4 separate regions of the Homo sapiens genome follow, and all the other regions are linked to region 3. A link is an interaction called in ENCODE POLR2A ChIA-PET data of the cell type or tissue named here. Cell type or tissue: MCF 10A. All regions are shown on one strand. Each heading gives the region's core, and the rest is flanking DNA. Links, peaks and the distances in the headings are about the cores only.

The links. Peaks named below come from ENCODE experiments on the same cell type or tissue, not always from the same donor. Only the 100,000 strongest peaks of a DNase experiment are listed, where the experiment ranks them.
Region 1: POLR2A ChIA-PET joins it to region 3 with 11 read pairs; 17 of 35 experiments call an interaction of 5 or more read pairs at or near these places.
Region 2: POLR2A ChIA-PET joins it to region 3 with 12 read pairs; 13 of 35 experiments call an interaction of 5 or more read pairs at or near these places.
Region 4: POLR2A ChIA-PET joins it to region 3 with 28 read pairs; 20 of 35 experiments call an interaction of 5 or more read pairs at or near these places.

What each region holds. Positions count from the first base shown.
Region 1 is chr1:39,124,614-39,132,240 of GRCh38, forward strand. It overlaps a transcript of MACF1 not described here. Among named protein-coding and RNA genes, the nearest start is that of MACF1, 76 kb to the right of the region's middle. In MCF 10A, for the core only: a CTCF peak has its summit at 5,015 (motif pointing right); DNase peaks (open chromatin) are centred at 2,428, 3,138, 4,538 and 5,948.
Region 2 is chr1:39,272,171-39,279,797 of GRCh38, forward strand. The region is part of intron 6 of MACF1 (microtubule actin crosslinking factor 1); the gene reads left to right. Among named protein-coding and RNA genes, the nearest start is that of MACF1, 71 kb to the left of the region's middle. In MCF 10A, for the core only: no CTCF peak of the experiment used is centred there; a DNase peak (open chromatin) is centred at 3,851.
Region 3 is chr1:39,188,940-39,196,316 of GRCh38, forward strand. It overlaps a transcript of MACF1 not described here. Among named protein-coding and RNA genes, the nearest start is that of MACF1, 12 kb to the right of the region's middle. RefSeq lists an enhancer at 2,569-3,111. In MCF 10A, for the core only: CTCF peaks have their summits at 2,825 and 3,745 (motif pointing right); DNase peaks (open chromatin) are centred at 2,852, 3,352 and 3,742.
Region 4 is chr1:39,139,235-39,146,861 of GRCh38, forward strand. It overlaps a transcript of MACF1 not described here. Among named protein-coding and RNA genes, the nearest start is that of MACF1, 62 kb to the right of the region's middle. RefSeq lists enhancers at 916-1,740, 1,741-2,564, 2,649-3,388. In MCF 10A, for the core only: no CTCF peak of the experiment used is centred there; a DNase peak (open chromatin) is centred at 3,577.

The DNA.
Region 1 (7,627 bases), core at 1,198-6,197, 64 kb before region 3:
ACGTTTGTCTGCAGTTTTATAAAGCTGTATTGTGTGTGTACACTCTTTGGTGTTTTGCCTAGCATTATTTAATGGTAGTTATAGCAGCAGCATTAACACATCTTGTACTTATTAATGTGCCAGGCATAATTTTTATGTACTTTATGCATATATTATTTCATTCAGTCCTTAGAGCAACCATGTGAAATAAATATTATCTCCATTTTCGGATGAAGAAACAGAACAAACAGGTTAAGTGACTTGCCTGAGATCACATAGCCAGTCAGTGGCAGAATCAGGATTTGAGCTGAGACACTCTTATTCCAGCATCTGTGCTCTATTTTCATGTATTGCTATTGCTCTCAAACTTATGTGGTGTGATGGAAATCAGGAAACTTTGATTGGATACTTGATTCTGCCACTAATTTATTTGTGACCTTGGTCAAGTCACTTGTCGTCTTTGGGCCTATTTCCTTATTATAAAAATGGAGGGATTATCAAACTCAAAAGCAATTAAACAAAAAAAGACAAAAAATGAAAAAAGAGTAAAACACAAAAACGGAGGGATTAGATGAGATTTGTAAAGTCTGTTCAGTGATTCATTCAACATATAGTGATTTCAAGCAAAGATTGGAAGAAAATTTTATCTAGGGAATTGGTTCAAAAGTACTTGTTCAAGCAGGTTGGTGTCATTAAGAACAAGGGGTTTGAATCTTGACTCAGCCACTTCCTGGCTATATGACCTTGGGCAACTTACTTAACCTTTCTAAACATTGATTTCCTCGTTAGTAGTGGGGAGAATAGTTCTTACCTTGCAGGGATATTGTGAGGTTTGAATAAGATAATACGTATTAGCACCTAGCATATGTGAAACATGCAGTGGATACTCAATATCCGTGAGTTGTCTTTTCTTCCTTCCATTCATTCGGGAGATGCTTAGGGAAGCAGATATACCAGATTCAAAAGGATTTAGACCCTCGCTTGGTCCTTATGTCCTTTTCTGTAATGGTATTCTCACCTTTGGGAAATGAGAATTAGTAGGGAAGGAAGTGTGCATATAGCCAGGTCCTGTCTGTTTTTAAATAATCCATCTTTTTGATTTTAGATTAAAATTTCTTTTTACAATATATAATTTAGGCCAGTAATCCCAGCACTTTGGGAGGCCTAGGTGGGCGGATCGCCTGAGGTCAGGAGTTGAAGACCGGCCTGGCCAACATTAGTGAAACCCCATCTCTACTAAAAATACAAAAATTAGCTGGGCGTGGTGGCATGCGCCTGTAATCCCAGCTACTTGGAAGGCTGAGGCAGGAGAATCGCTTTAACCCGGGAGGCGGAGGTTCCAGTGAGCTGAGATTGCGCCACTGCACTCCATCCTGGGCGACAGCGCAAGACTCTGTCTCAAACAAAACAAAGCAAACGACAGCAAAAACATATAATTTATGACAGGATAAATGCCATTTTTTTTGACCAGCTGGGCAACATAGTGAGACCCTGTCTCATAGTAATAACAATAACGAAGTACCACAAACTGGGTGGCTTAAACAACAGATATTTATTGTCTTACAGTTCTGGAGGCGAGAAGTCTGAAATCAAGTTGTCAGCAGAGTTGATTCCTTGTGAAGGCTGTGAGGGAGAACCTGTTCCATGCATCTCTTCTAGTTTCTGGTTGCCTCAGATGTTCCTTGGCTTGTAAATGATGTTCTCTCACCGCCTTCACATCTGTATATGTCTGTCTGTGTTCAAATGTCCCCTTTTTATAACACTAGTTATATTGGGTTAGAGCCTTTTCGAATGACCTCATCTTAAGTTGATCATTTGTAAAGACCCTATTTCCAGATAAAGTCACATTCACAGTCCCTGGGGTTAGGACATCTTTCTGGGGGATACAATTCATCCTATAACAAATGGTTTAGGGCCGAGCACGGTGGCTCATGCCTGTAATCCCAGCACTTTGGGAGGCCAAGGCATGTGGATCACCTGAGGTCAGTTCGAGACCAGCCTGGCCAACGTGGTGAAACCCTGTCTCTACTAAAAATACAAAAAAATTAGCTGGGCGTGGTGGTGGGTGCCTGTAATCCCAGTTACTTGGGAGGCTGAGGCAGGACAATCACTTGAGCTTGGGAGGCAGAGATTGCGGTGAGCCAAGATTGTGCCACTGCAGTCCAGCCTGGGCAACAGAGCAAGACTCTGTCTCCAAAAAAAAAACCACACAAAAAACAAACAAAAAAATCAAAACAAATGGTTTAGTCACTTTGTAACCTGGACAGAGGAGTGAACATATATGAAATTAACTTTCTTTGGTCTTTTAAGATTTATTACTAAGATTTAACTAGAGTTAAAACTTTCCTTGTCCTGTTGGCCGGGTGCCTTGGCTCAAGCCTGTAATCCCAGCCCTTTGGGAGGGTGAGGCAGGTGGATCACCTGAGGTTGGGAATTTGAGACCAACATGGCGAAACCCCGACTCTACTAAAAATAACAGAGTAGCTGGGCATGGTAGTACACGCCTGTAATCCCAGCTACTTGGGAGGCTGAGGCAGGAGAATTGCTTGAGCCCAGGAGGCAGTGATTGCAGTGAGCTGAGATCACGCCACTGCACGCCAGCCTGACAACAGAGCGAGAGACTCTATCTCAAAAAGAAAATAAAAGCTCTTCTTGTCCTGCTAATTCTGCATTTTGATTTTTGGCAGCATTTAGGAAAGAGCTGAGGTGGACCTGGTGTGTAGCGTTGGTGGGAGTTCCTTCGTTTTCTGGGCTGAATGATTTAATAATAATATAATAGTGGCTTTCATTAATTTCTTACTATGTGCCAGGAATGGACTGTGTTAAGCACTTTATATACATTAATCCACTTAATTCTCATGATAACCCTGTGAAATAGATTATCTCATTTTGCAGAGGAGAAAAGTGGGTCTCAGCCAGTGAAATAACTTGCTCAAGTTCTCTCACCCAGTAAATGGTAGAGCAGTCATTTATGTGTAGCTCTGTTGGACTTCAGAACTCCAGCTCTTAACTCAGTATATACTTTTCCTTCACTTCCTTGAATAGAACTGTTTGGCTTGAGTCTCCTTTTCTCTAAAAACTCCTAGTTCTGGAATGGTGCCAACTTAAGGGGTCAGGGAAGTGACCTTTACTTGTGTTCCTTTGAGCTGTTATTGTTTTCATTGGGAAAGAGAATGTGAAGTCAGTTCACATTTCTTACCTACTGGTTGCAGTCTTGCCATGGGGCCCTAGTCAGATGTGAGATGTTGTAAGTTACTTAAAAAAAAAAATGTCCTAGTGATTAAGAGGAAAAAACATAGGCCTGCTATGTTTATGTAACTCTCTTTTGTATTATTACAAAATTAAACATGTTCACTGTAATACATTTAAGCAGAAATTACAAAGAAAAAAGTAAAAATTCTCTTTTCTAGTCTTTATTTTCTCCACCTAGGCCCACTGGTCAGGGTAACCACTGTTCAAGCTTTGGTTTGTATCCTTACAGGTTTTTTCTTGCCAGGCTTGCTTTGGAACTGCACCTTTACATCCTTTATATTCCTTTAGGTTGGTTGTGTCTCTTCTTGACTCATGAGCCTTACCTCTTATTTATTTTTATTACCATACATCTGGCTTACATTTTTATTTTTTATTTTTTTTTTAGAGACAGGGTCTTGCTACATTGCCCAGGCTAGTGTGCAGTGGCTGTTCACAGGCACCATCATAGCACAGTGCAGCCTCAAACTCCTGGTCTTAAGCAGTGCCCCCTGAGTAGCTGAGACTACAGGACTGCACCACTGCACTGGGCTGCCTTACTTTTGAGTCTCCCTTTGATACTTAAGAGTTCTGCCATAGGGCCAGGCACGGTGGCTCACGCCTGTAATCCCAGTACTTTGGGATGCTGATGGATCACAAGGTCAGGAGATCAAGACCATCCTGGCTAGCACGGTGAAACCTCGTCTCTACTAAAAATACAAAAAAAAATTAGCCAGGCGTGGTGGCGGGCGCCTGTAGTCCTAGCTACTCGGGAGGCTAAGGCAGGAGAATGGCGTGAACCCAGGAGGTGGAGCTTGCAGTGAGCCGAGATCACGCCACTGCTCTCCAGCCTGGGTGACAGGGTGAGACTCCGTCTCAAAAAAAAAAAAAGATTTCTGCTATTGCACCCTTTTCTGTAGTCTTTCCCTCACCTCCTGGTAAAATTTTACTTACCTTTGAAGCTCAGTTCAAGTCCTCCCTTTTACATTAATCCACTGGAAAGCTAACCCATGATAACTCATTCTGCTTCATAACTCATAGCATTAATTTCTACCACTCATTTGCCAGTTGACCATGAAATGCCGTGTATCGTCACTTGTATTTTATTATTTGTTATTTAACTTATCACACATTTGCCCAGTTAGATTGTGCTGCTTGGGCTCATGGTGATTTATTCTTTCTAGTCCCAATTTTGCCTAACACAATGTCCTACATTTAGCAAGTACTCAGTAAATGTTGATGTGATTGGATTTTGTTAGTACTTCACACCCTTCTAAAGATCAGGTGCTTAGAGCCGGAAGCCTAAGGGAACACTTACCTGGCTGACATCATCTTGGCTGCCTGTCAAGATGGGGTGTGTGCCTGAGAGAACTGCCCGTAAATGAAATACTTGTGCAACAGGTTATGTTTTCTCCTTTAGTGGGTGGGATTCAAGACTTCACATTGGGAAAAAGAGATAGTAAGTGTAGGAAGAGGGCTGAAAAGGGGATGGATGGGAGGATGCTACCTTGTGAGAGGTGGGGATATGGCTTTATTAAAAACATAAATATTAAAGGCTGGCGTATTGCAGAGAGAAGCTTCTTGGAACCAGCAGGCTAATTAGGCAAACTGGCTTCTCTGGTGCAAACCAGTTGTTAATTGCCATTTATTTTCTTTGCTATAAAACTGTACCAGCCATCTACTTACTTTCTCATTAGAGTGAATCTGGAGAAAAGGCTTAGGTTAGATTTAGGAAATCCAGGAGAAAAATGCAGGACAGTCAGAGTAAGACCAGGGATGGGCATAATCCTTTCTCTCACTTGTCTTACCAGCCCTAGACCTTAAGGGTGGCCAGGACCTCCTTGCATTTGCCAGTAGAGGTTGCTATTGAAGTAGTGTAAAACCTCTTGTTTCTATTCCTGCTAACTCCTTTTGCCCCATCTTATTTTTCTCCTTCACTGACACCCTCCTATCACACACACATTATTGGTTAGTTATCATTCCCATCTCTGAGGTTCACATATGCAGTGGACCACCCTGCCTTTAGCTGTCCAGACTTTGACTGCAACCTGTCTTTCTATTCCACTCCTCCTCCCCTCCCCCAAATGATTTGAAATGGAGAGGAAAGGAAATGGAGTTTGATGGTTTTAACTCTTCTGTGGCTGTGGCTTAGGGAGCAGAATGTTTTGATTGCTTGATTTAGGGGTCTTGAGGTCTCCTAATACAATATTCTTTTTGTTAATAGAAAGGCCCCACTCCATTTTTTTTTTCTCTGAGTATTTTGGACTCAAAGTCTTGTGTTGAAATGTCGGTACCTGCCCCCGAAGGGGAAAAGATCCCTTTCAGAGTTTATTTTTCCCCCCCATTCATGGGGAATTCTTCTCATTATCAGAAGATGAAGATTACTGGTCCTTTGAACAGAGTATAAATATAGCCAACACCCTAATATATTTCTAATGATTGGGCTTTAGCTTTAAAAACATTAGGCTAGATGCCTCCCTATTTTTTGTGGCATGATTTAGCTGTAACTAGCCTGGAGGCAATAACAATACTAAATGACCTTTTGTAGTCACATTAAACATTGAAATGGTACTGAGACTGCCTTGGTGGGGAGTTTTGGCCTATGGGAATGATGTGAGTTTTGGTTTCTACTCCTTTCTCTGTTTTCAGATAAATCCTCCTACATGTCCCATTCTCTGGCTCTGGGAAGTACTGACAGTAGGGAAAAGTTAGTACACTCATCTCATTGTTCAGATCAAGTTTCCTGGGTGCGGTTTTGCAGAACTTCCTACAAGAGCTGACTCAAGAGTTCTCTTCTATTGTGGAGATGTTCCTGCTCTTATATGTCATACTAATTTATATCCTTGAAATTTTGAGCAGCATCATTTGGATGTGTTAAGTTGGGAATGAAGAAAGTGAAAATATTTTCAGAGATTCCTTGAGAAAAGGGTTCCTTTTGCTGGGTAAATCAACGTTCCCTAGATGCTGTGGCTAAGAAGTGAAGAATTCTAAGCCAACTTTTTTTTACCCCTTTTCTTTTCTTTACTTTTTTTTTTTTCGAGATGGAGTTTGCTCTTGTTGCCCAAGGCTGGAGTGCAATGGTGTGATCTCGGCTCACTGCAACCTCCGCCTCCCGGGTTCAAGCAATTCTCCTGCCTCAGCCTCCCGAGGAGCTGGGATTACAGGCATTACAGACGTGTGCCACCATGCCTGGCTAATTTTTTGCATTTCCAGTAGAAACGGGGTTTCACCATGTTAGCCAGGCTGGTCTCTAACTCCTGACCTCAGGTGAACCACCCACCTCAGCCTCCCAAAGTGCTGGGATTACAGGTGTGAGCCACTGCGCCCGGCCTTTTTTTTTTTTTTTTTTTTTTTTTTTTAAGAGACAGAGTCTTGTTCTTTCACCCAGGCTGGGGTGCAGTGACATGATCATAACTCACTGTAACCTTGAACTCCTGGGCTAAAGCGATCCTCCTGCCTCCATCTCCTGAGTAAGCTAGGAATACAGGCACATGCCATCATGCCCAGCTCAGTTTTATTATTTTTTTTTTTTTTGTAGAGACAGGGTCTCACTATGTTGCCAAGGCTGGTCTTGAACTCCTGGCCTCAAGCTATCCTCCCACCTAAGCCTCCCAAAGTGTTGGATTATAGGTGTGAGACACCTTGTCCAGCACCTGTTTTTCCTTTTTGATGTCAGATCCCTCTGAATAACAAGTTATTTGCCTTTTTTTCCCTCCATAAGACTGTGAGCACCTTGAGAGCTGCGAGAACATCTCACTTATCTTTGTATCTCTGATGTTTAGGACAGTGTCCAGCTCAAAGTGTCTATAAATGTATGTTGCATTGAATAGTGGAGGGAAGCTTTAAATACATTTACTGCAGACAGATGTATGCTTAGCATATTTAATTGGGAGACATTATTAGAAAGTGGAGATGGATAAAGAAAGGAATTTTTGTGGATATGATATAGAGAATTTTTGTTTCCTAAGGATTTAAAATTTTTGTTTGTTTATTTATTTGTTTATTTTTTAGAGATGGGGTCTTGCAGTGTTGCCTAGGCTTGTCTTGAACTGCTGCCTTCAAGTGATCCTCCTGCCTCAGCCTCCTGAGTATGTGGAATTACAGGCATGAGCCACTGCACCCAACTTGCCTAACAATTTTTAGAGTAACAGTTATTTTGCGGTTCCTTTACGTGGAGAACCTTTAGAAGTGTTCCATCTGACTACCTTGGACAAGGCACTGTGACCTTCTTTGTAGCAGAGACTAAAGACACCTGCCCATTTCCCTCAAATGGAGGGATATCCCTCAGTAAAGGAAGGAGCTCAGAATTAGATTGGGGGTAGAGAAAGGAAGCATTGAGTCCCTCCTAGCCCTGCACTGTGGAAATGTAAAGCTATTATTATGATAATTGCTGTTGGCAAACAAGAAAATTCTCAGCCTC
Region 2 (7,627 bases), core at 1,721-6,720, 84 kb after region 3:
TCCTATATGACAGATAAGAAGTAACTTATCAAGATAAGTGTGACATTCCTTCAGAATGAAAGTCCTTAAGGCCAAGAGGCTGCAACTCTCACTGGTCCCTGAAGGAACTGTCTTCAGGGAGCTGCTCCCCTCCCTAACAGGCTGTTCACAGGCTTGAGGACAGTAGCAGCCAGAGAAACAGAGAGGGCAACGCATACTGAAACCGATAGGCAGGGCAAGAGCATCTCTGCTAAAGTGGGAAAGCTGGGAGGGCAAGGGTCAGAAGAGCAGCTGCTGCTGTTCACACACCAACTCCTGTCTAAACAGGAGACAGCTGGCAGTCCAATTGAGTTGTTTTTTGCTTGCTTTTTTGGTGGTGGTTTTGTTTTTAATATGTCAGAGTAGTAACTATCCTCAGAAAATAATTTGAGTTCCAGCCAGACTGTCTCCTCTGTTGATTAGTCCAGGGCTTGTTGATGAGAGTGAGACCAGGCTATGGATAGACATAAACTTCACCATGGGTTTTGTTGCTTTTTAGGATGGAGAGAAATGGGAACTGATTGTGCTTCTTGCTAGTGTAGGGTTTAGATAGTAGAATATACATGATCTGCTTTTCTATTCACCTAGTACAGTTAATACTTCTTTTGTCAAGAAATAGTTAACACAGAAGCAAGATGACAAGGGTCAGCTGACAAATATGTTTTCAGAATGACAAGTAGACTAGGATTTGGAGCTGGATGGGAACAGGCTAATAGCAATCGCTCTTTGATGTCAGACAAAGGCCTTCTTCTCTGGCCCATTTCTTCTCTCAGGACTCCCTATTCCCAGCTGCTTTCAATATCCATACTACTAATACCTGGCTTATTTCAACAAGGAACATTTTTGAAAATCCCTTCCTCCTCCCCATCTTGACTTCTGCTGCCAAGCTCCTGCCCACCTTGTTAGCGAATCCCATTTAATGAAGCATTTACCTCTATACCAATTTTTTTTTTTTTTTTTTTTTTTGACACGGAGTCTGGCTCTGTCACCGAGGCTGCAGTGCAGTGGTGCGATCTCGGCTCACTGCAGCCTCTGCCTCCCGGGTTCCAGCTATTCGCCTGCCTCAGCCTCCCGAGTAACTGGGATTACAGGCGCCCGCCCCCACCACGCCCAGCTATATACCAGTGTTCTTGCCACAACCCTTCGAGTCTCTACAATTTTAGGTGAATAGTCAGATAACACTGGGGCCTAGAAATGATAAGAAAGAGGTTGGTTGGTGTATTATCTTCTGGGCTCAGCCTTTTCAGTTTACAAGTATCCCTCTCCCAGTTTTCCTTTTTAATTATAGGGAGAGTTGTTTTACTAATACTGGCTTTGTACTGAAAGAAGAAAGCAAAATTAACCAGATGACACTATTGGGGGAATGCAGAAGGTAAAGTTATAGTTTAGAACTTTAAGAAAGGATTTTGTTTCTTTTTCTTTTTTTTTGAGACGGAGTCTTGCTCTGTCACCCAGGCTGGAATGCGGTGGCCCTACCTCAGCTCACTGAACCTCTGCCTCCCGGGTTCACGCCATTCTCCTGCCTCAGAGTAGCTGGGACTACAGGCGCCTGCCACCATGCCCGGCTAATTTTTTGTATTTTTAATAGAGACAGGGTTTCACCGTGTTAGCCAGGATGGTCTCGATCTCCTGACCTCGTAATCCGCCCGCCTCGGCTTCCCAAAGTGCTGGGATTACAGGCGTGAGCCACCGCGCCCAGCCTTGTTTCTTTTTAAAAAAATTTTACTTAATTAAAAATGTTACTAAAGAATCATTATTTTTTAGGTGTAACAATAGTGTTGTGGTTATGTTTTAAAAAAGGCCTTTTACAGATACATACTGAAATGTTTTTAGAGAAAAACAGGAGATTTACTTTATCATAATAGGGGAAGGGTGAAGTGGGTGGGATGTAGATGAAACAAGATTAGCTATGAGTTGATAATGGTTGAAACTGGGTAATAGGTACATAGGGACTTATTATACTATTCTGTCTCCTTTTGTATATATTTGAAAATTTCCATTTCAAATAGAAAATTAAGAAAAAAATTGTATAAAAATAAAATGAAATTAAAAAATAAAATTGTATAAAAATAAAATGGAAAGTTAGGCAAAATAAGTTGTATAAAAATAAAAATGTAATAATACTGGTAAAATTATGATATAATACATATACAGTTGGCTCTCTGCATTGTGGGTTCTGCGTCTGGGGATTCAACCCATAACGGATGGAAAATATTCTGAAGAAAAACATTGCATCTGTAATGAACATGTACAGACTTCATTATTCCCTAAACAAGATAACAACTATTTACTAACATTTACATTGTATTAGGAATTATAAGTAATCTAGAGATTATTTAAAGTAGCTGGGAGGATGTACACAGGTTGTATGTGAATACTACCTCATTTTGTATCTGGGACTTGAGCATTTGTGGATTTCAGTATCTGCGGATTTTGGTATCTGAGGGAGGTCCTAGAACCAATTCTCCATGGATGACTACTGAAAAGGGGTTACTATCCTATAGATAAAGTGATTAAGAGCATGGAGCCAGATTGGCTAGGTTTGAATCCCAATTCTGCAACTTACTAGCAGTATAACTTGGAACAGGTTACTAAACTTCTCTGTGCTACAATTTCCTTATTTGTAAATGGAAGATAAGAATAGCATATGCTTGGTAGGGTTGTTGTGAGAATAATATGAATTAATACAAGTAATCACAATAAATGCTAGTTAATATTATTACTTAAAAGAACAAGAAAATGAATAAGAAAAAGACAAACACCCTTGTAGAAAAATAGGGGAAAGCCCAGGAATAAGCAATTCACAAAAAAAGGAAATCCAAATGCCTCATATACATAAGAAGACTCCTTTTTACTAATAAGGATATACAGATCAAACAACAATAAGATACTTTTTTTTTTTTTTTTTGAGACAGAGTCTCGCTCTGTCGCCCAGGCTGGAGTGCAGTGGCGCGATCTCGGCTCGCTGCAAGTTCCATCTCCCAGGTTCACGCCATTCTCCCGCCTCAGCCTCCCGAGTAGCTGGGACTACAGGCGCCCGCCGCCATGCCCGGTTAATTTTGTTTTTGTATTTTTAGTAGAGACGGGGTTTCACTGTGTTAGCCAGGATGGTCTTGATCTCTTGACTTCGTGACCCGCCCGCCTCTGCCTCCCAAAGTGCTGGAATTACGGTGTGAGCCACTGCGCCTGTAATTTTTTTTAAAGAGATGAGGTCTCAGCTATGTTGCCCAGGCTAGAGAGCAGTGGCGATTCACAGGTACCATCATAGCGCACAGTAGCCATAAACTCCTGGACTCAAGCTTGTAGCTGGGACTGCAAGCACACCACCATGCCTAGCTAAGATACCATTTTATACCCATCAGATTGGCAGAAGGTAAAAATTCTGAAAATACCAAGTGTAGGCGAGGATGAAGAGTGATGGGAAAACCTCTTCATAGCACTTAAGTGGAAGTATAATTTGCTACTGTTCTTTAGAAAGTAGTTTGACAATATTTTGTAGAGTTGAAAAATGCCCATGTTCTATTACCTAGGGTTTCCATTCTAATTATATTCCCTAGTGAGACCTCCAGGACTCTGAATGTGAATACTGAAAGGAGCACTCCCTTTTACCTAACTCTAATATTGGTAATAAACACCTTCTTTATCTCTGTTCCTCACCAACATAGCTGCCATTAGATCCCTCTAGCTGGGCATTTGTAGAACCACTGCATTGTGCCTTCATCTGCTTCTTCTTCTTCTTTTTTTTTTTTTGAGAAAGAATCTTGCTCTGACACCTGGCTGGAGAGCAGTGGTGCAATCATAGCTCACTGCAACCTTGACATCTTGGGCTTAAACGATCCTCGTGCCTCAACTTGCCAAGTAGCTGGCACTACAGGGGAGTACCACCACACCCAGCTAATTTTTAAATTTTTTGTAGAGACAATTTCTCACAGTGTTTCCCAGGCTCGTCTTGAACTCCTGGGCTCAAGTGATCCTCTTGCCTATGCCTCCCAAAGTGGTGGGATTACAGGAGTGAGCCACTGCACCCAGCCCTCATTTGCTTCTTGAAAGTTTTCAAGGTCTGATGCTTTATCTTTAGTGGGTGATGAGGTCAGCTAGAAACTTGAGGACATAATAATCAAGTACTTACTTGCTCAGAACAACTCGTCTCATCCACTGAGAGACTTACCAAGTCCAAACTCCTCAGCTGGGATAAGATAAGATACCAAGTCGAAACTCCTCAGCTGGGATAAAGATAAGATAGATTACCAGTTCCTTTGTAATCTATCTTATCTTTTCTATCGGTTCCCAATTTAAACCTTCTCATTTTAACAGATCAGTCCCTTAACTACTATTTCTGTTTCACCTTATCTCAGTTTGTTTACATCCACTTTCTACGTGGAATTCCTTTCTTCCTTGGCTTTCACCTGTTCTGTAACACCCTTCAAGGATGAGTTTATATGGTACTTCTAGAAATCCTCCAGCCCACAGTAATTTTCCATTCTGCTGAGATTCTGTATTGGATATTACTATAATTATTGGTCGTTTTTGGCTATAAATTTGTTTAACTATTTCATGTGACCTACCATAGATATGAGATTTTTTTCGTCCAGAAATTAACCTTCAGAAAAGAGATATTCTCTTTATATTTTACTTCTTATAAAGCATTTCTTGTTATTAGGCTTCCAGGGAGCTTATAGTCAGTTCATGAAAAAGGGTGAATAAATCTATGTCACCATCTGCTAGTTCAATCACTATCATTTTTTTGTAGAGATCAACTGACATAATTGATTAAACAAAAAAGAGGAATGAAAAATCTAAGAAAGTTTTAGTTATTGTTCCTGGGAATATAATCTCCTAATTTGAAGTGTTGAAAGTAATTGTATACAAGCCTTAACATTAAAATTTTTTTTTGAATCACTCACATTGCATATGAAACATACACATACATTATGGGGATCACAAATAAACACAGCAGAATGAATGAAAAAAAAAAAAAACCCTAATCCAGTGTTATGTAACTGGACTCTTGTGGTTTGAAATGAAATACCCAGAGACAATGTAGATTCAGAAAAGTGCTGTTATTAACTTTAAAATCTTAGAAAAGTAGACAGTATTTTCTAGAAAATTCACTAAAAAGATAGCTTTATTGAAGGAAAAAACATTGATGTTAAAGATGCATGTGAAGTTTGAATAATACAGTTTTTTGAAATTACAAAGGCAGAAAATACATTAATACTAAATGCTTAAATATACTGCTTAATTTTAAATATGTGTATATGTGTAAATAAATTTCTAAAAGTTTGGGTATTCAGGAGGACTACAGAGCTTCCCTTCCTGTATTCCTGTTTTACCTTCATACATCTGTTGTTATCTGGGAAAATATTTGGGATAATCATATGTTAGTTATGGCATGTCTCAACTAAGTTCTTGCAGGCCAAGCATGTCTTCTTTTTTTGTTTTCCACCTTTTTACCTGGCCAACTTCTACTTATTAAAACTCAGCACAGATGTTGTTGTTGCTGAGCAATCCTCTGGCATTGCTAGTTTGGATTACTTGCTTACCTCTGTCACAACATTGATCTCTTTGTATAGTAAATTGTCTCCCTGATTAAATTGCTTGAACTTGAGGCCTGAGGCTGTGTTTTTTTATTTTGAGATATCAAGAATTTAAGCACAGCTCCTAGAATATAATGGTTGCTCAAAAAATATTAACAGTATAAGTAAGTGGTGTGTCTTTTCTTGTTCTTCTCCATGGTGCCAGTCATAGTGCTAAGATGTTGTTCAGTCAATACTTATTGAATTATTAGGAAAACATTCAGCTTCTGGGAATACTTCAGAGAAGCAATTAACCAAGCTTTGGGAAGTGTGAGATGAAAGGAAATTCAAGTGGAATTTGCATATTCTCAGGCATACTGTTGAGGCTGTTCTCCCTCTCCAAATGGCTTCCTCCTTAAAAAGCCCAGATGAGGGAGAAAGATCTCTGAAACTAAAGCTGGATTTCTGCATTTGGGAGATTAAGGTAAAAGCTTCTGCATAGCCCAGAGCACAGTACTGTGCACACATATCATGTGTGAGTATACAGAAAGAGATTGATGAAAGCCAAATTTAATTACTGAGATGGTTGTGATGATAATCCCATTTTTCTCATCCAGTTTCCAGTCTAGGTAATGGCCCTAATCCAAACAGGTATTTTATTTTTCTTTCCCTTAGGGATCCAAACATCTATCTCATTACAACTATGTTTAAAATCTGAAGTAAAGCTGTTCATTGAAGTAGTTTTAGTGCAATATACAGAAATACTAAGAAATGAGAGATGTTATTAGAAAGATTATGGCTGTAATGAACATACAATATCAATTAACTAACTGGAATTTCATTTTTGGGTGAAGAACCCAAATACTCAGATTTTGTTTTGCTTATTCAAGTTCTGTCTTGTTTTACATCAACAAATCTATTTCCTGTTCCCAATAATGTTTTACTTTAATATGTACGTGAAGCAGCTACAGTGAAGGCAGTGGGATATATCAATGTTGCATTTAGCCAGTGAAATAGGTAGCTAGAAATGTTAAGGGGAACTGAAATAGAATTGGTACTAGGAAGAAGCTGTTTATAGGAAGAGCCGTGATCCATTATTGTGTCCTTGGCTCTGCAGCTCCATAGCTTCTCTCCCCACTACCGCCCCTCCCCCAGCCCCAGGTAGATCTGGAGTTGATTAATAGTTTTAGTAAACTGACTCACACTGATCACATTTGCTTGAGATTGGTCTATGTGAATTTATTAATTTACAAAATAAATTTTAACTGCCAAGTGATTCAAGAATTTGAATTGGCCACTTACTGCTTTTGTTGCTTTAGAATATCTATATGGGAAGCAAATAATAATCTGAAGGTTGTCAGGTGAACATGCAGTCAGAGCAGAGAGGTGGTGAGTAGAGGAATGATTTGTAGGATGGGCTTATTAGCTGGCATCATCAAAGTAGAATAGTCTGATTTCTTCTGTAGAAATGTACCTGTCAAGGGCATAAGATCCTATGTCCCTTGAATCTGCTGGGTAGGGTACAGTTTCACCTTCACAGGCATGGAGGCAGTACTTCCTGGCTTCCCTTTTCTGTACTCAATGCAAGCTTCCCATACTCTTCTATTCTCACGGTCTTTCTTCAGACATCTTAGTAATATTTAGTAGCCTGCAGCTTTCTTTTATTCTAAATATAGTGTTAAAGTTCCTGGCCCTTTTTTTTTTCCAATTTTAAAATATCATCTGATATTTAATCTCATCTATTATGAGTTTGTAAATTCAGACACTTGGAGATGACTTATTATTGACTTCTCCCTTGTATTGATCACAAGGGAAGCTACTACTTTCATGGTACTGCACCTGATAGAGACGACTAAGAGACAGGATGTTCTATTGACATGCCGGTGTTTTCTCTGCCCCAACACCCAGACCAAAAATTGTGTTGGGTATGCTGTCTTATTATTATGGGAAGGGAATACATGTACCCTCGGCACTATCTACATCATCTTATTTAATCCTTATAATGATCCTTTGAGAAAGTTATTATCCTATTTTAAATATGGGGAAAATTGGGCCAGGAGGCTTACATGGTTTGCCTGAGGTCACATTTCTAG
Region 3 (7,377 bases), core at 1,357-6,356:
GTTGGCCAGGCTGGTCTCGAACTCTTGAGCTCAGGTGATCCACCTGCTTCGGCCTCCCAAAGTGTTAGGATTATAGGCGTGAGCCATCATGCCCGGCCCATTGTCAGATTTCATTTAATATCCCTGTTTTCACTGAGACACCTGGCTCCTGACCTCACACGGGCCTGAAGACTTCCAACCAATCTTGTTTTCAGCCTTACTCTGCAGCATGCCTTCTCCTACCAAGTCTTCAGAGGTTCCTGGTGCTTCCAATTTCTGAGCCTTTCTGGGATTCTGCAGTACAATTTACCTTGTTTCTTATTGTTGCCCATTTCCTGCAGGCACTTAGCAGAGAGAAAGAAAGCTGACATTTAAGTTTTCGACCATTTGTTTATCCACACTCCAGTGTATCAAACTTTTGTTGCTATTTCTTATTCTTATTTTCTGTGGGTTTGTGCCATTTTAATTCTCTTACTGTCACTTTTCTGAGGTTTCTGAAAGGGAGCTAAATGTGCTTATTAAATTTGTGATGGATACCCCAAAGTTGGCAGAAGTTAATCTTCCCAATTTACTTACCTCTCTCTGAGCCTCCTCAACCCCAACCCAAATACACAAACCCTGTGGTTCATTCTAGTGTCACTTGTACTTTCTGTTTTTCATTCTCTTCCTCATGCTATCTCTCCTCCTGGAGTGTTTACTCTTCTTATTTCAGACTGTTGAAATCCTATACATTCTTCTAGTCCCAGGTTATATTTCTTATCTATGGAAGCCTTTTTTTTGACTTCCCCAACAGGAAATGACCATTTCATTGACTGAATTTCTGAAGTTCCATTCACTGAGTTCTTATAGTCTTGCCCTCCTGACACAGCCTGTACTGCTTTATGTTAAGACTATCTGTATACATATTTCTCCAGTTAGATTGTAAGCTCTTAAAGGATAGTAGCATAAGACTGGCTTTGTAATTTTTTTTGTTATTGATAACAATCAACATAGTACCTAGGCAACTAAATATTTCACAGAACCACAGAATTTTAGAGCTGGAAAAGAATTTAGAGATCTAGAATGTGAACTCATTTTATGAATGAGTAAACAGATCCAGTGTAGTTAAACGATCCTGAAGTCATTTAATAAGCCAAGAACAGAACTGGACCTATAATCGTCTCTAGTTCTGTAATGTCTAAATGCATTGATAAAATCTGATATGTGCTTATTTAGATATTCTGGTTTATCAAAGGTTAACCAGAGAGTGCTTTTTGTTTCATTCTTGTTGAAAATTTTTGTCAATATCTTTTTGGTTTTAGTAATTAGGTATGCCATAGGTAATTTCTTTTCTTTTCTCCCTCCTTCGCTGCCTCTCTCTCTTCTTTCTTTCTTTTTTCCTCCCCTCCCCGCCCCTCTCCTCTCTCTTCCTTTCTCTTTTCTTGTCTTTTCTTTCTTTCTTTCTCTTCTTTTGTGTGTGTGTGTGTGTGTGTGTTTGTTTTTGTTTTTTTTTTTTTTTTTTGATGGAATCTTGCTTTGTCACCCAGGTTGAAGTGTAGTGGCGTGAGTAGCTGGGACTACAGATGTGCATCCCCACACCCAGCTAACTTATTGTATTTTTTCATAACAACAGGGTTTTGCCATGTTGCCCAGGGTGGTCTCGAACTCCTGGGCTCAAGAAATCTGCCCTCTCGGCCTCCCAAAGTACTGCGATTACAGACGTGAGCCACCGCCTTGTGCTGTCTCTCTTTTTCTCTTTCTCTCTCTTTTTGATAAAAATCAGGATCTTGAGTATTCTGGATTTTGTCAAAAACTGAGCTGGAGGTGGTGCGGTGGCCTGTAATTCCAGCACTTTGGGAGGCCGAGGCAGGTGGATCACTTGAGGCCAGGAGTTTGAGACTGGGTTGGCCAACATGGCGAAACCCCGTCTCTACTAAAAATACAAAAATTAGCCGGGCGTGGTGGTGTGCCTGTAATCCCAGCTACTTGGGAGGCTGAGGCACGAGAATCGCTTGAACCTGGGAGGTGGAGTTTGCAGTGAGCTGAGATCGCACCACTGCACTCCAGCCTGAGTGACAGAGTGAGACTGTGTCTCAAAAACAAACAAACAAAAAAACCCCAAAACAACAACAACAAAAACTAAGCTGGATAATAGTTTTCTTCCCAGGCATATATGAGCATCAGAGACCCAAGGATTATAGGTAGGGAAAAAATGTAGGCAACTGTATTGAAGGTGCTCTGATTTTTAAGAAAATTTTAAAAATTCACTGGATATGATGTATTTGGGGTGATTCTTTCTTTCTTTTTTTTTTTTTTTTTTTAACCTAGCAGTAAAGTACAGGCCCAGTTGGGTCCTACTTAAAGTTTTCCTGTTTGACAATTTATCAGGAATTATTATTGCTTAAGATAGCTTTGAAGTAAATTGTCTGTGTCAAAGACCTTCCTCCACTTCTCTCACTTACCTAGCTCTTGGCAGCTGTTTCCAAAATGTTTGCACTAACTCCATAGATTCATGTCTGAAGGATTAGATACTCCAGGAACATCTATTGGGAGAAAGTTTAACTACAACTGTTGTCCATTTTTCAATTAATGTGCCAGTCACTAATCAAAAAAACAGATGCTGTCGTTTTCCTCATCCACTACTTGGGACACCTAAGGATGGATGGACAGATACTTAAGAGGCTGCCTCCTTCTTCTGAGATTGGGCTTTTCATCAGGGCTGTGCCACAGGGTGTGATGCTGTGTGATAGCAGATGGCTCTGCTTCATGCCCATTACTTTTTGTTTTATCCAAAGTAGAAGCTGTGGTCCCCAGATTTTAGAGAGTAAGGGCTTAATCATACTCATTGGCTTTTCTGCCTTTGCCTGTTTCTGCATTGCCACCTGGCTGCCATTAGAGGGAATTCATTACAACTCTGAGTCCCTGCAGGGAGCTGAGAGGAGCTATCCTTGTGTTTAGGATGGGACATGTGTTCTTAAAACTGGGCCAGGCACGGTGGCTCCCAGCACTTTGGGAGGCCGAAGCAGGTGGATCACTTGAGGCCAGGAGTTCGAGACCAGCCTGGCCAACATGGTGAAACTCCGTTTCTATTAAACATACAAAAATTAGCTGGGTGTGGTGGTGTATGCCTGTAATCCCAGCTACTCAGGAGACTGAGGCACAAGAATTGCTTGAACCTGGGAAGTGGAGATTGCAGTGAGCCGATATCTCACCACTGCACTCCAGCCTGGGCGACACAGCAAGACTCTGTCTCAAAAAAAGAAAAAAACAAAAAACTTAAAAATGGTTACCCAGATTTCCTTTTATGACTTGTTCAGTCAGAGGCAGCTGGGAGGATGCACGCTGGGGAAAGCATTACTCACCAGGCACACATAGTGGCCCTGACTGCTGGCAAGTAGTCTGGGCTGTGTTAAGAGTGAGTCACCTCGGGGAATGGAAAAATTGCAAGGTACTGAGGGGTAGGAGTTGTGTGCCAGTGACTGCTCCTTTTCTGTCTGCTATTTTCTCTATAAGGACTCATCACAAAACCATAAATACTGACGATCCTGTTGAGGCAGCCGTGAAGCCAACCAACTTTATGGTGATAATGTTTCCCATAAAAGGAATGAGCTGACTGGACATAGCATTGTTGCCTTCTATGTTACAGGTGTATATAGATTTTGACACAAGCTTGAACTTGTATAATGAAAGTTCCATGTGTGAGAATTTCATCAGAATAAAAGCAACACAGTTTTCTTTGTTGTTTAAAAACTTAGTCTTCTGTGTCTATCTATCTTTGTCCAGTAGGGGTCACTGAGGGTTAGGCTCTCAATAAGAGAAACACTAATCTAGTGATAAATGAGCTGGATTCCTTGTCTATTGTGACATCTTTGTATATTCAGTACTATGTTTTTTAAAATATTAGAGCAGAAACAAAAGGCGTGAACTTGTATTAAGAACTTTATGGGCGAAGCGCAGTGGCTCATGCCTGTAACCCGAGGCGGGTGGATATCACCTGAGGTCAGGAGTTCGAGACCAGCCTGGCCAACATGGTGAAACCCCGTCTCTACCAAAAATACAAAAAAATTAGACGGGCATGGTGGCGCATGCCTGTAATCCCAGCTACTTGGGAGGCTGAGGCAGGAGAATTGCTTAAACCCGGGAGGCAGAGGTTGCAGTGAACCGAGATTGTGCCATTGCACTACAGTCTGGGCAACAAGAGTGAAATTCCATCTCAAAAATTAAAAAAAAAAAGAATATTTCTGGACAAAAATAACAATCCTGGGCAAGATTCTGGAACAGTCCCCATAGACAGGGCTTCTTTTCTTCGTATCATTTTTTTCTCCATTTCTTTAAGATGTTGGCTACCAGAGTTTCCTGGAAAAAGCTTACTAGATAGATATTATTTCATTGGGGAAAAGGGTCAAAATGCCAGAGAGAGAGATTACTTAAAATGGTAATATGGCTGTTGAGGTTGACTAGATATTCTTGTCCTTTCCCTTTTTGAAGCAATGCTGTCGAAGCCTAATTTGACTTAGTCATTGAGCTGTTCAATACCACACATTACTTTCACTTACCTTCTTGCATTTGCCACTGAGGATGACTTGATGCCCTGCTAGGAGGTCTCTTGTGTGGTAATCATAATAACAAGAGTTGGCATTAATGAGTCAATGTTTAATGCTTTTTAAATAGTTAATGCTTACTGTGTGCCAAATATATTATGCATTTTCTCACTTAATCCTCACTGTAACACTGTGAAGAGGTAATTTTATTATCCCTTTTTGACATGAGATAACTATGGATTAAAGAGATTAAGTAATTGGTTCATAGATACACAACTAGAGATTGTGAAATCAGAATTTGAATATAGGTTTGGCTCACAAATTATATTTACAGCCCTGGTAAGAGAGAGAGGGAGAGAGAGAGAGAGAGAGGCAGGCACTTGGGTTTAAGAGTGAGTTTTCTTTTTTCTTTTTTTCTTTTTTTGAGACAGTTTCGCTGTTGTTGCCCAGGCTGGGGTGCAGTGGCATGATCTCAGCTCACTGCAACCTCCACTTCCTGGGTTCAGGCAATTCTCTTGCCTCAGCCTCCCAAGTAGCTGGGATTACAGGCACTCCTGGGTAATTTTGTATTTTTAATAGAGATGGGGTTTCACCATATTGGTCAGGCTGGTCTCGAACTCCTGACCTCAGGTGATCCAACCACCTCGTCCTCCCAAAGTGCTGGGATTACAGGCATGCGCCACCACACCTGGCCAAGAGTGAGTTTTCTAAGTGCTGTACCAGAGCATCTCTCACTTTATTTTCTGCCCCTCCTCTTTAGTGTTACTTTCCCTTTTCTTTCTTAAGGGTAAGACCTTCAGTTGCTGAGCTTGATAGGAAGGCCATCTAGAGTTAGATCCTGGGCAGAATCCATATCCGGAGGGATTTCCAGAAGTGGAATTTCTTTTCTTTTCTTTTCTTTTCTTTTCTTTTCTTTTTTTTTTTTTTTTTTTTGTGATAGAGTCTTGTTCTGTTTCCCAAGCTGGAGTGCAGTGGCGCGATCTCAGCTCACTGCAGCCTCCACCTCCCGGGCTCAAGGGATTCTTCTGACTCAGCCTCCCAGGTAGCTGAGACTACAGGCACATGCCACCATGCCCGGCTAATTTTTGTAATTTTAGTAGAGACGGGTGGCCAGGCTGGTCTTGAACTCCTGACCTTAGGTGATCCACCCCGCCTCAGCCTTTTAATGTGCTGGGATTACAGGCGTGAGCCACCATGCCCAGCCAAAAGTGGAATTTCTTTCTCCCTGCCTTCCTCTCCCCTCCCCTCCCCTCCCCTCCCCTCCCTTCCCTTCTCTATTGTCTTGCTCTGCTGTCTAGGCTGGAGTGCAGTGGTGTGATCATAGCTCACTGTGGCCTGAAACTCCTGGGCTGGAGTGATTCTCCTGCCTCAGCCTCCCAAGTAGCTAGAACTACAGGTGTGTAACCACTGGGCCTGGCTAAGTGTTATTATGTTTTGGAGAGATGGGGTCTTGCTATGTTGCCCAGGGTGGTCTTAAACTCCTGTCCTCAGGCAGTCCTCCTGCCTCAGCTTCTCAAAGCGCTGGGATTACAGGGGTGAGCCACTGCTCCCAGCCAAGCAGTTTAATTTCTGAATTAATAAACTATCTTCCTTCCAGCTCCAAGGAAAAGCAAAACTTACACTTGTGTTCTTGGAGACACTTTTTTCTTTTAAATTCCCAGGTAGATTTGGAAGTTCACTGTTAAAGATGGTTCGACACCCTTGTTAGTGTATGTTACCTACTAGGCCTCTCTAGAAGAGCATTTTGAGTTATTTCTGCCATAAGATGAATGGTTTTCCAGGCACTTGTTCTCGGTTGTATGTTTTTGTGGTCAAAAAAGATGCATTACCAGAAGAAATGTTTATATTTTGGGAGTATTCATAATTCACTGGGCCCAGCTTTGCCCTTTCTAGTGTGCACCCGCCCCCATTCTTGCTCTTAAGCAGTTCTCAGATCCTCTCATTCATTTATTAATTTGCTCATTCCACAAATAGTTATTTAGTGACTAAGATTTTATAAAGGAGAGCAGACATTTATCTAGCTTCAAAAACAGTCTAGTGAGGGAGTAACAATATGTGCTCAGCTGTATTATAAAGCACAAAGTGCTAAACTTTATGAGAGAAACAGATAAAGTATAATAAAAGCTCAAGGGAGGGAGAAGTTTACTTCTCACTGGGATGGAGGGAGGAACTGGAGATAATTCTGTGGAAGTACTGGCTTTAAGCTGGTCTATAGAAATAGGAGTTTAATATCTGGAGATGGGAAGGAAAAACGTGCCAGGATAATGAGGGAAATATTGTGAAGCCAGAGAGTTTTGGATTTAATTTGCTGATAGGGAGAAATGTAAAGTTTTACAGTGAAGTTATAAATAAACATTTATTAAGCATTTAAAATGTGCCAATCATTATACATGCTTCAAGGAGATTACTGTTGTGGTGAACGAGGGCAGGGTTGGTAAGTTGGAGACTGAGATTAGACAGATTAGGTAATTTAGGTGAGGTAAGTTATCAGTTGCCAAGGTTTCGTACAGTCTGAGCAATATTCATAGTCTTTGTGGTCAGATGTAGTTTGTTTGCTGCTCCTCCAAATAATGACAATTATAATCAGCAATTATTGAGCAGGTATTGAGCACCTGAAACACATTAACTCATTCATCCTTACTACAACTCTGAGACAGATGCTATTATTATCATCATTTTACAGATGAGGAAATTGAGGTTCCATGAAGTTAAGTAACTTGCCCAAAGATGCTAAATGTGATGTATACATAGTAGTATGGATTTAAACCCAGGCAGACTGGGCTTATAATTTCCATGCTACTATAATACTCATGGCATCTATGTATACGGAGCAATAAATATGGAGATTTTCCTTACTTTATTGTATTCAATGACACTT
Region 4 (7,627 bases), core at 1,081-6,080, 50 kb before region 3:
ATTGAACAGATTTTTTTTCCTCTTGTTTACCCTTTACCTTTTTTAAAATGTTATCTGCCACTGTTTTTTTTTTTTTTCAGACAGTCTCGCTCTGTCGCTGCAACCTCTGCCTTCCAGGTTCAAGCGATTCTCCTGCCTCAGCATCCCAAGTAACTGGGATTACAGGTGTCCCCTACCACGTCCAGCTAATTTTTGTATTTTTAGTAGAGATGGGGTTTCACCATGTTGGCCAGGCTGGTCTCAAATTCCTGACCTCAAGTGATCCTCCCATCTCAGCCTCCCAAATTTGCCACTATTCTTTATATTCCAGCTAAAATGAACTAGTGCTTTCTGCTTTTTTTTTTCCTAGCTTTCCTGCTTTCATGCCTTTGCTCATGCTGTATCCTGTGCCTGCATTTTCCTTTAATTTCTACATTATATTTGGTCCTTACATATCCATCTCAAATGTTACTTTTTGTGGATCCTTCCCTGATTATCTCAGATACAAGTTATATCATCTTTCTGAACTGACATAATATTATTGAAAGAAATACACTTAAAAGTAATAGTAATAACTGACAACATTCAGAGTCTGTTACAAAATGTTTTCACATGTATTAGCTCATTGGAACCTCACAGATGTTTTTCATCACTCCTGTTTTACAGCTGAGGAAATTAAGGCTTAAGGAGATTAAGTAACTTGCCTGAGGTTACCCATAATTAGAACTAAATCTTTTTTTTTTTTTTTAATTTTTTTTAGAGACAAGGTCTTGGCTGTTGCACAGGCTGCAGTGCAGTGGTGTAAACATGGCTCACAGCAGCCTCAAACTCCTGGGCTCAAGAGATTGTCCCACTCCAGCCTCCTGAGTAGCTAGGACTATAGGTGTATGCCACTACACCCAGCTAAATTTTTGTGTTTTTTGTAGAGATGGGGTCTCACTGTGTTGCCCAGGCTGGTCTTGAACTCCTGACCTGAAATGATCCTTCTGCGTTAGTCCTCCAAAGTGCTGGGATTACGGGCATGAGCCATCATACCTAGCATAAATCTAAATCTTATGACCTCAAATCCCATGTTTTTTCCACCAAACAGTGCTATCTTACGATTCTTATCACTTGCTACTATGGGTTAGAATTACTTGTGTAAATGTCACATCTGGCCTACTACTTTGTACTGTCCTTAGATGAAGAGTTAATGCCTTATTCTTTGTCTCTGACATCCCATAGCACAGAGTATTGCGTATAATAAGGCTTCAATAACCATTGCTGAAAGGCTGACAAGTTGAAGAAATGTTGATGAATGCATGTGTCTAGCACAGTGCCTCGCACATAGATGCCTAATAAACATTTATTGAATTTAATTGTAAAATGGATCAAAGACCATAGTTAATAAGAGCTTATAGGGCACTTAATAAGTGCCGGGCAACTGGGCACGGTGGCTCACGCCTGTGATCCCTGCACTTTGGGAGGCTGAGGCAGGCGGATCACGAGGTCAGGAGATCAAGACTATCCTGGCCAACATGGTGAAACCCCGTCTCTACTAAAAATACGAAAATTAGCAGGGCTTGGTGGCACACGTCTGTAATCCCAGCTACTTGGGAGGCTGAAGCAGGAGAATCTCTTGAACCCAGGAGGCGGAGGTTGCAGTGAGCCGAGATTGCACCACTGCACTCCAGCCTGGGTGACAGAGTGAGACTCTGTCTCAAAAAAAAAAAAAAAAAAAAAAAAAAAAAGTGCCAGTCACTGTTATAAATGCTTTATGTCAAATTAACTAATTTAATCCTTAGAACCTATCTCCATTTTACACTGGAGTAAACTGAAGAACAGGAGGGCATAGTGATTTGCCCAGGGACACACAGCTGTTAAGCAGCAGAGTTAGGTTTCACAATTTGCTCTAGAATTCTCATGTACTCAAACATTATGCTATAATCAGTTGTTCATAATATTTTCACGCTGTTAAATTCCTCCTGAATGCCTGTCTGTCTTGGGTGTAGCTCAAAGAATGAAAAGCAGAAGCAGCATAACTTGTTGAATATACTCTTGAGCCTGCGTCAGAATCACCTGCAGGGCATGTTAAAACACAGATTGCTGGGTCCCATCCTCAGTTCTGATTCAGTAGGTCTGGGGTGGGGCTTGAGAAATTATATTTCTAACAAGTTCCCAGGAGATGCTGATGCTGCTGGTCTGGGGACCACTTGGTGTAGCATATAGGTGTTAAGAGCATGGACTCAAGCTGCTGAGGTTTGAATCTCAGCTCTGCCATTTATTAACTGAACTTGGGCAAGTTCTTGAACCTTTCTGTGCTTCAGTTCTCATCTGTAAAGTGTTTTACTGTTACCACATATATCATAGGATTCTGACGGAGATTGAATGAAATAACATGTAAAGTGCTTAAAATGGTGCTTGGTTTGTAGTAAGCATGCAGTCTTAGCTACAGTAATGGGGATAGGACATGTTTCTTGCCTTGTAGATTTTAGAGTCTAGTTATTAGACTTAAATCTAATAATTTTAAAAAGTACAAATTCAGGTATTAGTTTACATGGTTCTGATTCTACCTTAGATTTGGAAAGATGAAATGCGTGTATCTTGGGGGATATGGTGGGTAGTGGGAGACCAGGAGGAGGAAAGGTACATGAAACTAGAAGATAATGGAAAGTTATATAGTCAGAATTTAGAAAGGTTGGAATTGCCAGTGGTTTTGGTATTATTACCTGAGAACTTGAGGGAGATAGAGGAAGGTGCCTGTGCTCTCTGTTTGCCAAAGAGATAACTGACTCCTTTTCCCATTTCTCTTTCTTAGAGCTGGTATCTGGTCTGCAGGCAGTTCCGGCAGCATTTGCTTTTTGTGGGGAACAGTGGCTAAGGAAGTGATTTGCTACTGGCTTCAGAAGTTGGGCTCTGCTGCCTTTATCCTCCACAGCTGCCTCACATAGTTTTGATTCTTCCTGAGAAAGGCAGTTGTTAGGTTTGGAAGTCTTCAGATTCCAGAGACAGCTGGACAGCTGACCCTCTGGTAGCTATTTCCCAAACTGCCAGCCTCCTGTTGCCTCATCTCCCTGGGCCCCTTCTTTTTTGCTTTGAAGCAATATCCTATATTTAGTGAACTAACCAATTTGAGGTTAGAGGAAATTTGATGGGGGAGTCTCTCCCACCTTAAAATCCTGGATGGATGGAGTATTTGGGCCCAGGAACAAGATGTATCCTGTTAAAAAAAATTTAACACCTTCATCAAGTATACTCCAAATGACAGCTTACAGTGCTATGAATGTACCTCTAGCTCATGGGTAAGGAGCAGTGTTTATTTTTGGGTGCCCTGAAGAAAATATTTGGGGGAAGGAGTGGGGAGAAGCTCAGGCAGCTCCATTTATGGTTGAGCAATGCTTGGTATTCTACAGAAGGGACCATATGGACAGTGGAAGAGAGTTTAGCATTCTGATTGTTCACCTCTTGCTCCTTCCATTCTGATGGCTAATTAGGGACACCTCATTAGCTATCAGAGTGGAACAAGTATTTGCCAGGCTGACATGAGCCTCAGCCCTGCATCCTGCATCTTCTGCTTTCCCAACCTGCTGAGTCACCACCTAGGAATGGCAGTAGCCAGGTTACCACCTGGAGCACCTGGAGCACTCTTGGCATAATGCACTGTTGACTGGTTTTGGTCTCCTAGACACAGCTTGGGCCTCTCCAAGCCTGTTGGAGTGATAGGCTGGGTCTTAGCTCTCCTTCCAGCTTGTTCCACAAGGCGCTGACCTACTTTTCAGGGACAATTAAGTGTTTGTGAGCAAAGGAAGGCGGTGACCCGAGTGAAGGTGAACCAGAGCTGCATTAAACAAACATTTGGAGTCACTTTTTCTATCTTACACAGGAGGGCCCATCTCAGTCCAAATGGAATGGCAGATCAGGCTGATTGTGGTAGCCACATTCTAGATGCTTATCAAGATAGTCAACTAACCCTTGAATTTTTATTCTTTCTATCAATGTACCTTAATATCAGAAGTTACTTTTCATAATCATTGTACCCCTTGTCTGTGGGCTATACGAAAAGATTTGGAAGCAAGTTGGGGCTCTTAGAGTGAATTATTGATACAAGCTAGCTTTTGATATACCTTTTGGTGTATCAAAGATACACTTTCTGGTGGCAATGTCTGGTTCATTTGTAACATCTTGGAGAGGATTGGAATCTCTTTTCCTTTTTGTATCAGGCCAGGATAATAGGATAGAGGAGAGGCCAGATCTGTAGAGAATGAGCAAGTGGCTTGTTTAGGGTTTCCTGCCCTTGTGAGGTAAGGGCTCAAGGATTAGATTCAGTCTTTCCATTTGCAGTGAAAGGAAGTAAACTCACTTTCCCACCCTCATCCTGGAGGTTACTTATGTTATTTGCAGACCCCAACTTCTGCCTCTCTGTTAAGTATACTTCTTATGCAGGTTGCCCTTACTGTTACATCTTACCACTGGGGGAAAGATCCAAGGCTCTGGGAAGGACAGTGACAGTTGTCCTACATTGGCTAGTTTCAAGACCCTGAGGGAATTGCCAAGCCAGCAATTAGGCAATTTCTTTTTCTTTTCTTTTCTTTCCTTTTTTGAGATGGAGTCTTGCTCTGTCGCCCAGGCTGGAGTGCAGTGGCGCGATCTTCACTCACTGCAAGCTCCGCCTCCTGGGTTCACACCATTCTCCTGCCTCAGCCTCCTGCCTCAGCCTCTGGAGTAGCTGGGACTACAGGCACCAGCCACCATGCCTAGCTAATTTTTTTTCATTTTTAGTAGAGATGGGCTTTCACTGTGTTAGCCAGGATGATCTTGATCTCCTGACCTCGTGATCCGCCCGCCTCGGCCACCAAGGTGCTGGGATTACAGGTGTGAGCCACGGCGCTTTTTTTTTTTTTTTTTTGAGACGGAGTCTTGCTCTGTTGCCTAGGCTGGAGTGCAATGGCACGATCTCGGCTCACTGCAACTTCCGCCTCCCAGGTTCAAGCGATTCTCCTGCCTCAGCCTCCCAAGTAGTTGGGATTACAGGTGCCTGCCACCACCCCCAGCTAATTTTTGTATTTTTAGGAGAAGCGGGGTTTCACCATGTTGGCCAGGCTGGTCCCGAACTCCTGACCTCAGGTGATCCACCTGCCTCGGCCTCCCAAAGTGCTGGGATTATAGGGGTAAGCCACCGCCCCCAGCTGGAAATTTCTTAAACTTTTATTTTTAGCAACTCCATATTCATGAGAACTCTCATAATCTTCTAGTCAGTAAAAAGAAAAGTTATTGAAGTTATTGATACTGCACCCAGAGATCCAGATCAAATCTTAAGGAAGGAAGAAGCTTAGAGGAGAACTTCACCCTGCCACTCTCTCATTGGAATTCCCTTCTAACAACGTGTGAGGTGTCAGCCCCATTTGAAGAACTAGTTTATATATCAGAGCATGGCCTGGAAATCAGCGTGGCATCAATTTTGGTCTTTTTTTTTTTTCAAATAGAGACAAGGTCTCACTATGTTGCCCAGGCTGGTCTCAAACTCCTGGGCTTAAATGATCCTCTCTCCTTGGCCACCCAAAGTGCTGGGATTACAGGTGTGAACCACTGTGCCTCACCAGTTTTGGTCTTACAGATGACTAAGTTTTTTGGGGGAGGGTATTTTAGGTGACGTGCAATTGCTCCATTCCTCCTAGACATCCCAGAATCTGGTCACAACCTCCTTTTTTCCACTTATCCTTTCCTTTATGCACATTAAACCTGTTCTCTGCTGTTTCCCAGTCTGTCAGCCCCTTTATGGTGTCAGTGCTTCCTGACCTATCATGTACAATAGGGCTCGTACTGGCATTCTCAGATCTCTTTTTTTTCTTCCACGCCTTTTCTATCCCCAGTGCTGGACCTGTGTTCATTTTCTCCACTGAGCTACTGAGTGCCACTGCATAACAGTGTGCTGACTGACTCTATTACAGATTTATGAGCTCTAGCCACAGCCTGGCTCTCAATCCTATCCTGAAACCTTTTTATTCTCTTCTGGTTGACTGCCATTCATTTTTTTCTGCAGCAGCCATTCCAGTCTTTCACCATTCTCTTCAAACTTGTTGCTCCACCCCACCTTATAAACTCTCAATAAGTAATTTAGTCTTTTACGTCTCAATTTATCTGTAGGCTTTACCAGTCCTTACCACATTCCCTCCTATTTCAGAGGCAGGTCTCTGGGCATATACATATATATTTTGTGTTCTTAGTTCCTCCCTTCCTAGTGACTCTTTGTAAAGATATTCAGGTTTTCTCCATCCTAAGATAAAAATTCCTTTAAGCTTATCTCTTCTTCAGACTAACTCTCTGTGCTTTTTTTTTCTTTACCACCAAACTACCTCAACAGCCTTTCTTCTACTTCTTTAGTCATCGTGAGCCACTATAGCCAAGGTTTGTGCCCACCATCCCAATGAAAGGCTCTTGTTTGTGATGACTTGCTTGCAGAACTCAGCAGCCTCTTTTTGTTCTCACGCTGTTTCATCTTGTCACAGCATCTGACACCATTTGGACCTCTTTCCTTCCCTGACTGTGTGCTATCTCTGGATGAGTTGACCTACTCTGGTGATTTCATTTAGGAATTTCATCTGTGTGTACAGTGATGACTCTCTTGTCAGAATCTGTAACTACCTATTGTATGAGCTTTTCCCCCAGGTCCAAACTTGTATTTCCAAATGACTACTCTCCTTTTCCACTTTGTAGCCTACAGAAATTTGCATGTAATGTATCCAAAATTCAGCTTATACAACCACTATGGAGAATGGTTTGGAGAACTAAAAATAGAGCTACCATACAGTCCAGTAACCCCACTCCTTAGGTTTATACCCAAAAGAAAGGAAATCAGTATATTGAAGAGCTATCTGGACTCACATGTTTATTACAGCACTGTTCACAATAGCCAAGATTTGGAAGCCACCTAAGTGTCCATCAACAGATGAATAGATAAAGAAAATGTGGGCCGGGCACAGTAGCTCACGCCTATAATCCCAGCACTTAGGGAGGCTGAGGTGGGTGGATCATTTGAGGTCAGGAGTTCAAGACAAGCCTGGCCAACATGGCGAAACCCCATCTCTACTAAAAATACAAAAACTAGCCAGGTATGGTGGCGCACACCTGTAGTCCCAGCTACTCGGGAGGCTGAGGCAGGAGAATTGCTTGAACCTGGAAGGTGAAGGTTGCAGTGAGCTGAGATTACGTCACTGCACTCCAGCCTAGGTGACAGAGCAAGACTCTGTCTCCTCTCCCAAAAAAAAAAAAAAAGAAAGAAAGAAAGAAAATGTACATATACACAATAGAGTACTAGTCGGCCATAAAAAAGAATGACATTCTGTCATTTACAACAACATGGATGGAACTGGAGGACATTATGTTAAGCGAAATAAGCCAGGCACAGAATGACAAACATTGCATGTTCTTACTTATTTGTGGGAACTAAAAATTAAAATAATTGAACTCATGAGGATAGAGAGTAGAAAGATGGTTACCAGAAGTTGGGAAGGGGGGATGGGGTCACAGGGAAGTGGGGGATGGTTAATGGATGCAAAAAAATAAAAAGACTAAATAAAACCTAGTATTTGCTAGCACAACAAGGTGACTATAGTAAAAATAATTTAATTATTCATTTAAAAATAACTAAAAGAGTTTAATTGGATTGTTT